Linked DNA regions of Homo sapiens: regions 1 and 2 are each linked to region 3. Evidence: chromatin contacts called from ENCODE Hi-C data. All regions are on one chromosome and are shown on one strand. The core of a region is the stretch at or near the end of the contact, and the rest is flanking DNA. Distances in the headings are between cores, read along the strand shown.

Region 1 (2,808 bases), core at 246-2,745, 1.5 Mb before region 3:
ATCAATTCTACTACCTAAATATCTCTTGAATCTGCCACCTTCTCTCCATCTCCACTGTTATCATCTCTACTTTGGATGGCATCCGGATATCTCCAAACTTAAATATACCCTCCACACATTTTTCTTTCTAAAAGGCAACGTGATTCAGTCAGTTCCCTGATCAAAAGTCCTCCAATGATTTTTATGTTTTCCATCATTTTCAAGTTAAAATCCAAACACAGCAATGACATACTTGACCTTTCCCAATATCTTCCCTGCCTCATCTACTTTTCCACAAGCAAATCTTCTGGTTCCCTTAATATACCATGTTTTGTTTCGTTTCTGTTGGATTTGCACCATTGGTCTTTCTTATTCCTGAAATTACTTTGCCCAGGCCTTTACTCCCTCTTCCAACTAGTGAAGTCTTATTCTTCTTTCAAGACTGATCAAACATGTTACTTAAGATGCTTTTCCTTCTGCCATCAGTCCCTTTCTTCAGCATAATTATATGCATCTATATATAATTAGCACATCCTACTCTACCACATCCGTCTCTACCACATCTCCTTAAGAACAGAAACCGTTATCTTGATCATTTCTGTGTCCCAACAACTGGTACCTAAGTGACTTATTTTACCATTAATATTATTTTGTTCATTACTATGAGGATGTGTCTCTCCTCTTATACCCTTTTGCCCTCACTGGTCTCTTTTCCTCACTCTTGTCTATAGAAAAGGGTGCTTAATATATACTGAAAAGATGAATAGATCTGAACAACCATAGACACGGGGTATTCAAGTAGAACTTGGATTTGACCCCATGCCTTCCTGGCTCCAAAGCCTGTGTCCTCTCCACTACAATACATTGCCATACAAAAAACAAAACTACTTGTTGAATTTATGGACCAAGGGTATACAGTCTTAAGGAGCAGAGGAGTTAAATGCTTTGTTTCCAATGAGACACTAAATTAACTGACTTTCTAACTGCATATGAACCTTGACGACAAGTCGGGGGTCGGGGAAGCGCCACAGCTTCACTCCCGGGGCCCTCTACTAGGGGAGGCTTTTCTCCTCCACCTGCACCAGGCGAGAAATACCCCCAGAGCAGGGATGAGAATGAGGGAAATCAAGCTCGCAAGAACATCCACAGCGCTACGCGGACGCCTGCCTCAGAGGGCGACAGGACACCAACGGGCCCCTAGCCGCGTAATGGCCGCTCCAACCGCTGTCTCACATTTTCATGGTGCCTTTAGGACCCAAGTTGGTCCGCAGCACATCCTGCAGCCCTCGGGCGGCGCATATATTGACAGCCAAAGCTGCCCGGGCCCGCGCCACCTCAGCCTTGGAGTTGACGGCCTTTATCGCAGCCATAGCCTAACCGTTCAGAGGGAGAAAAAAAAAAAGCCTTAGTCGCGATTCTGAGCAAAAACGGCAATGCGACGCCACGCTCTCTTGAGCCTCGGCCAATCATCGCCCTTACAGGAAGTGACGTTATCATGCCTCGCCCGACGGAAACCAGAATCGTTTTGGGTCTGGTCGCCAAGATGGCGTCCTCCGCCTCCGCCCGGACTCCGGCAGGGAAGCGAGTGATAAATCAGGAAGAATTGCGGCGGTTAATGAAGGAGAAGCAGCGTCTGAGCACCAGTCGGAAACGGATAGAATCTCCATTCGCGAAGTACAACCGTTTGGGGCAGCTGAGTTGTGCCCTGTGTAACACTCCGGTTAAGAGCGAGCTCCTGTGGCAGACTCACGTCCTGGGAAAGCAGCACCGAGAGAAAGTGGCCGAGCTGAAAGGCGCGAAGGAAGCCAGCCAGGGTTCGTCCGCCAGTTCAGCGCCTCATTCCGTCAAGAGGAAAGCGCCGGACGCAGACGACCAAGATGTCAAGAGAGCGAAGGCCACCTTGGTGCCTCAGGTACAGCCCTCCACATCTGCGTGGACCACCAACTTTGACAAAATAGGAAAGGAGTTCATTAGAGCGACTCCCAGTAAGCCTTCAGGACTCAGTTTACTCCCCGATTATGAAGATGAGGAGGAGGAGGAAGAGGAGGAGGAAGGAGATGGAGAAAGAAAAAGGGGGGACGCCAGCAAGCCGCTCTCCGACGCACAGGGCAAGGAGCACTCAGTTTCCTCTTCACGGGAGGTAACAAGTAGTGTGCTGCCAAACGATTTCTTTAGTACTAATCCTCCCAAGGCCCCCATAATTCCTCATTCAGGGTCAATTGAGAAAGCAGAAATACATGAAAAAGTGGTGGAAAGGAGAGAAAACACCGCGGAAGCGTTACCGGAAGGTTTTTTTGACGACCCTGAGGTAGATGCAAGAGTACGAAAGGTTGATGCTCCAAAAGATCAGATGGACAAAGAGTGGGACGAATTCCAAAAAGCCATGAGGCAGGTCAACACTATTTCCGAAGCCATAGTTGCCGAAGAGGATGAGGAGGGACGGTTGGACCGCCAGATTGGGGAGATCGATGAGCAGATAGAGTGTTACCGACGGGTGGAAAAGCTACGGAATCGCCAGGATGAAATAAAAAATAAACTTAAAGAAATCCTGACCATAAAAGAACTGCAGAAAAAGGAAGAAGAGAATGCTGACAGCGATGATGAGGGGGAACTACAGGATTTGTTGTCTCAGGATTGGAGGGTGAAAGGGGCATTGTTATAGGGTTTTAAAGACCCAAGGTTTCTAACAGCCTCTGCTGTTGTATAAAAAGTGCTGTCTCTCAGTAGTATAGCGGTTACTTCATGCCTCAAGATTTGGGTACCTGGATTGCTAAACTGGATTGTTGAGATAAAATGAGCCAGTGAGCTACAGCACTTTGGAAAATTTGT
Region 2 (2,991 bases), core at 356-2,855, 1.5 Mb before region 3:
TAATGACAATAAAAGGTATAGTATACTAAATATATAAACCAGCAACATCGTCCTTTATTATCATTATAAAGTTTTATATACTGTACATAATAGTGTGTGCTATGCTTTTATACAACTGGCAATGGAGTAGGTTCGTTTCCACCAGCATCTCCACAAACACATGAGTAATGTGCTGTCACTATATGATAGGGATTTTTCAGCTCCATTATAATCTTATGGGACCACCCTCATATATTTGGTCCATTGTTGGCCTAAATGTCATTATGTGGTACATATTATTAATGAGATATTTTACTTTTTTTAGTATGAATTTTTTGGTGTGTATTTTCTTCACTTATAGCACATCTCAATTCCATGCAACATTCAAGTGCTCAATAGTCACGTGTGGCTAGTGATTACAGCATTGGAAAAAGACAGATACGGTTGAGGAAACTTAAAAAAATGTAGCAAATGTAGTTGTAGAGACGTGCTCAAGATCACTCAATTATCATAGCTAGGACGTGAGTCTCCAGCGACCTTCCAATTGCCTGGTTGAACCAAAGCCCTGGTTCATTCTGCTGCGCATTAAAAGCAGGCTTTACTCCCCTCCAAACAGTAGAATCGCAGTTAAACTTAGTCAAACAAACTTAATGTATCCAATACAAAACTCATCTTTCTAACCCTAACACCTCCTCTTCCTCTCTATTTTCTATTTCAGTTGATGGTACCATTATGTTTCTGCTCACTCAAATTATTATTATTTTATCCATAAACGAGCACTTTATCTAGAAGATCATTTAAATTCTAAATGATCTTCAAAAACGCACTTTACTCTCCACCCTAACTAGCTGAATCATCTCCCACATGGGTCACTATGAGAGCCTTCTGATTTGTTCCCTTGCCTCAGTCTCTCCCCACCCAGCTTCAGCAGTATTCCCTAAGACTCTTCATGGCTCTCCGTCCTCTACAGAGTAAAGACGACACTCTTCATCACACAGCACAGAATTCTCTCGGGAACCTGTTCTTTGCTTACCTAACAAGGCCCAGTTGTTTGCTCTTCCTAGACTCTGAAGAGGTCACTTACCCTCAGGCTGCTACATTTGTAAAAATCGCCATCCCAACTCTCAAAGAGCTGGCTTCAGATTTGAGATAATACACTTTGAATGATATACAATCAAGGAGTTTCTCCTCCATCACTCCTTTACATTTTATATCTATCTGCTGTTTAGTGCCTCGTCTCAATTCCATGAAAGCTACTGAATACAAACTATTTACTAGGGAGTCTGCGGGACACAAACAGAGGGATTATATTTAAAAAATAGATTGACGCGATCTTTGCCTTCCCCGACCTCATTACAATATAGTTTCTCCACCAATATCTTTAAAAACAGATCCTCTCTAACAGTATGAGAAAATCAAGGGGAGCCTCGGAAGTTCAGGCCAGGCTGCGTTCCGAGGAGCCGCCACGTCCCCCCACCTCCGCTTCCCGGGCCGCGATTGCAGGTTGAAAACTACTCCCAAACATCACAGGGCAGGCAGAATGCAACTACGACCCACGTGGCAGACGGGGGCGGGGACCGGTCGCGTGGCCGCGGCCTTGGCTCTTGCGCCTGCGCGCTGCCTCCCGCTCTAGGACCCGGATTTAAAGAGACAGGCGCTCCAACCGTCGTGGGCTGCCCGCGGCCTGTAATGAGCAAGTTCCGAGGCCTACGGTGAGCGCCGGAGCCGGAGAGGCAGGTGAGGGGCTACGCGGCGCGGCACGGCGCGGCGGGGCCCGGCGTGGGGAAGGCAGCGGGCCCGGGGCGAGGAGCTCGGCGCGGCCGGGGAGCCAGCCCCCCGGCTCCTCCCCCGCCCGCCTGCGGAGCCCCGGGGCACACCCTCCGTGACGTGGCGGCCCTCCCGGGAGCCCAGGGGGAGGCTCGCGGCTCCCCGGGACCCCCACGGGGCCGCGTGAGGCGGGGAGGCCGGCGCCCGGGCTGTGTTCCCTGTGGAACCCACGGGGCCTTCTCGTACCCTGGCCCGGCGTGCGTCCTCCTGCGCTGAACCGGGAGCGCTCGGGTGGGACTCAGGGAGCCTTGATCACTTCCCGCCTGCGTCCCGGACCCGGTGGAGGAGCGCTCCTTTCTGCCTCGCCGGGGGTCGCGGCCTACGCCGCCGACCCCACTGTCCCCGCCACTCTCCGACAGCGGCGCGGGAAGCCCTTCGAGAAAAGCGGCGGCGGCCAGGCCTCAGCGATTTCCTTCTCGGGCCCCTGGGCTGCGGCAGTTGTGAGGGTGCGGAACGAGGGACAGACGGGTTTCCTCAAAGCTGCATTGTGCCTCCTCGTGGCCCAGCGCCTCCCGAGCCTCCCTCAAGTCCACTCCTTTCATTATTGGGGCCCTAGAGGTTGCTCTGTAAATTGATCTTCTAGGAAAAGTGTTGAAACTCACTTGTTCTGACCTCCTTTTATGGGTCTGCCGTACTTCCACTTACCTCACCTCTGTGGTTCTTAAACTTTGGGAGTTATATAGCCCTTTGTGAATATCACGAAAGTGATAGACCTCCTCCAAAAAACCGTGCATTTTTATCGAATGTACATTTTGTATACATTTTTAGAGAGCTCAGAACAGCCTCCCTCCCCCACAACCAGCGCATTCATGGATTCCTTGTAATTTTCCCAACTACCCTGTGAGGTAGGTATTATTTACCCTGCTTTAGAAATAAGAAAACAGATGCAGATAAATTAAGAGTTTTCTCCGAGGTAACAGTCAGTAAACTGTACAGTCAGACTTGCACTCCCATCCCTTATTCCAGGTCCACCAGCTTTCCTTCACATCATGTTGCACTACAGTAAGCAAAGCCTGCTTTTTATTATAACGTGACAGCAATTTTGCTTCACAGCGTGTGCAGACTGAACATAATTCCAGTATACTTAAAACTAGGACTATAAAATGCTTTAGAAAACATGAATATAAGAAGATGCTGATATAATCTTTTTCCATTTGGATTGATTTATGAGTTCCTGTGAGTCTT
Region 3 (2,700 bases), core at 160-2,659:
ACTCAAGAAGCAGGCGGCAGAACTGTTTTGGAGAGCATGGCTTGGGGCCTGGGACCTATGTTCATGCGGTCCAGACGGAGATCCATGAGAGTTAAGACTCTTTCTAGATATCAGGTAGCACTTCTGATTACAAAACTTTTGCACATGGTCTCCTCTCTGCTTTACAACAGCTCAGGAAAGTAGGCCCAAACATCCACTTTAATAGATGAGGGAGCTCAGAGGGGGTAACCAACCCCTCCAGGTCACACAGCCAGGGAGGGGGTTGAGCCAAGGTTCAAACCACTGCCTCGGTTGTTGCAGATACATCCCTGCAGACACCTTTATTGAAGAGGGACCCTGAAGGCTGAACGGCCAACACAGAAGAGGAGGCACTTGGGAGTAAGGGTGATTTATGGCCCTGGGAGGGCCCAGTGCAGGTAGGATGGGAGCTAAGGTAAGGCTGGGCCATGCCTAGCTGCAAGCAAATTTCCTTAAAAAACAAACAACAAAAAACATTACTTTTTCTAAACCTAAAGTTTGTGGTGGCATTCAAGTCCCATCATAGCCCATCTATCCAGACTCATCTGCCTGGGATCCCCGTCTTGGGACTAGTGGTCACTGGCCTGCTTCCTGGTCAATTAGCTTCCGGGACTAGGGGGAGGTGTGAGGAGCCTAGAGTGCAAAATTTAAGAAGCACTCAGTCTCAGGGGCGTGCAGGTGCAGGGTAGCGACGGCAGGACTCTAAGAGTGAGTCTCTTTCCTCCCCGTTTCCCCGTCCTACTTTCACTCTAAGCATTTAGTTCCCAGGGGACAGAGACGACTTCTTCATTAGAAGACCCCGGGGGGTCCCCAGCCCGGAAGGGCTCACAGTTGGAGCTCAAACATTTGCCACTGTTCAGGCTCATCTTTCTTTCCCCAGTGAAAAATGGTCTAGGTTGGGAAGGGCAGGTTCCTGTCTACTGCGTGATCCAACCGATTCTGGTTCGCCCAATGTCTGGACTTGTCCTTTGCCAAGAATAAGCAGATGAGATGGGCGGATGAACCCCAATGTCCCTGCAAGATTCAGGAAGTCCCAGCCAGAAAGTAAAGGACGTTTAGTTCCATGTATTGTTTTCTTTTTTACATGCGGGGCAACACACCTGGACAGTGTCGATGGCTTGCTCCAAGCCACACGGCCGCATAGGGACAGGGACTGGGCTACATAACAAGTTCTTCGACGCTGTGATCTAATCAAGGAAAACCTGGGACGCAGCTAATAGATGCGCATCGAGTGTATCGACGCTCTAAGTACGAGGGCTGGAACAGTGAGCAGGATCAGTCCATTGCTTTTGCCTACCTGCTGAGCGCTGATTGGTCCCCGTTTAGGAAACGGAAAAAGGGGCGTGCACGCGGGCGCGGCTGCGTGAGAGGCGCGCGGCGGCGCAGTGAACAGTCTCCTTCCACAAAACCATGGCGTCGCTCAAATGTAGCACCGTCGTCTGCGTGATCTGCTTGGAGAAGCCCAAATACCGCTGTCCAGCCTGCCGCGTGCCCTAGTGAGCGGGGAGGTCGCGGGGTCCAGGGGCGCGGGTGTCCGGCCATGGCGGGAGGGCGGGAGGCCGGGAGGCCGGGCGGGAGCGGGCGGGCTGCTGGAGGGGCCGGGGACCCTCGGGGCTGACGCGGCCTGTGGCCTCTGTTGTTACAGCTGCTCGGTAGTCTGCTTCCGGAAGCACAAAGGTGAGCCCCGTCCCCGCCAGCCCTCGTACCACTGCGCACGGGGCAGCCCCCACGTCCAGCCTCCGTCTTGGGGGCGTGGACCCTTGGGCTGCGCTTCCTTTCCCGCCTCGGGTCTCCGCGGGTTCTGCAGGAACCTTGCTTCCTCTGACTTGGTCCCTGGTGTCTCTGTGTGTCGGACAGTTCCCTCTGTTGTCCCTGCCTGTAATCGCTCTCAGGGTTTTGGTCAGTAGCCTTTCTTCTACCCCGCTTCTCCTTCTGCGTGTTACTCTTTTTTGCTTAGAAATAGTTTCCGATTGCTTTTCCCACCGAGGTCTACCCTAGCAGTTTCTTCCTCAGTATTCTGATGTAGCCCCTCACCATTTGGCTGAAACTGCGCTAACTTTAACAGTATTTTCACTCGTGTAAATAATGTCTTGTTAGAAACAAAGAGGTAAGTCCATGTACAATACAAGGAGACGTCCTTGATTTGTTAAGAGAAAAAAAGAACCAAGTAAGTTCTGTGTATGATGTGAACACACTTTTGTACAGTTAAAAAGAAGTGACCTGGCCGGGCGCGGTGGCTCACGCCTGTGGTCCCGGCACTTTGAGAGGCCAAGGCGGGTGGATCACCTGAGCCCAGGAGTTCGAGACCAGCCTGGCCAACATGGTGAAACTCCGTCTCTACTAAAAATACAAAAATTAGGCGGGCGAGGTGCGCGCCTGTAATCCCAGCTACTCAGGAGGCTGAGGCAGGAGAATCGCTTGAACCCGGGAGGCGGAGGTTGTAGTGAGCCGAAATCGCACCACTGCACTCCAGCCTGGGCTACAGAGCCAGACTCAGTCTGGAAAAAAAAAGAAAAAAAAAAGTTTGATGTAGGTGGGGCGCGGTGGGTCACGCCTGTAATCCCAGCACTTTGGGAGGCCGAGGCGGGCGGATCATTTGAGCTCAGGAGTTTGAGACCAGCCTGGGCAACATAGCGAAACCCCGTCTCTATAAACAAACAAAGCCAGGCGTGGTGGCCTGTG

Evidence for each region. Hi-C counts contacts between places; a loop is a spot of excess contacts on that map. Pooled maps may share reads with other maps.
Region 1: a loop to region 3 is called in a map of ascending aorta, with 7 times the contacts of the local background. The contact joins the promoter of ZNF830 here to the promoter of ZNHIT3 in region 3. A Hi-C loop is called at or near these places in 1 of 168 maps with a recorded cell type or tissue (ascending aorta) and 13 of 50 pooled maps.
Region 2: a loop to region 3 is called in a map of CD8-positive, alpha-beta T cell, with 25 times the contacts of the local background. The contact joins the promoter of LIG3 here to the promoter of ZNHIT3 in region 3. A Hi-C loop is called at or near these places in 1 of 168 maps with a recorded cell type or tissue (CD8-positive, alpha-beta T cell), 1 of 37 single-sample maps with no recorded cell type and 9 of 50 pooled maps.

What each region holds. Positions count from the first base shown.
Region 1 is chr17:34,960,045-34,962,852 of GRCh38, forward strand. It overlaps ZNF830 (zinc finger protein 830), which reads left to right and starts at 1,496. Exons shown (of 1, transcript NM_052857.4): 1 at 1,496-2,808. The coding sequence starts at 1,523. The coding sequence ends at 2,641. CCT6B (chaperonin containing TCP1 subunit 6B) reads right to left here and starts at 1,416. Exons shown (of 14, transcript NM_006584.4): 1 at 1,213-1,416. The coding sequence starts at 1,349. RefSeq lists a silencer at 946-1,240 and enhancers at 960-1,009, 1,110-1,329, 1,380-1,459, 1,540-1,789.
Region 2 is chr17:34,978,907-34,981,897 of GRCh38, forward strand. LIG3 (DNA ligase 3) reads left to right here and starts at 1,606. Exons shown (of 20, transcript NM_013975.4): 1 at 1,606-1,716. RefSeq lists a silencer at 1,631-2,060.
Region 3 is chr17:36,485,272-36,487,971 of GRCh38, forward strand. It overlaps ZNHIT3 (zinc finger HIT-type containing 3), which reads left to right and starts at 1,410. Exons shown (of 5, transcript NM_004773.4): 1 at 1,410-1,514; 2 at 1,664-1,695. The coding sequence starts at 1,429. LOC105371749 (a long non-coding RNA gene) reads right to left here and starts at 1,408. Exons shown (of 3, transcript XR_934710.4): 1 at 1,316-1,408. RefSeq lists an enhancer at 1,131-2,064.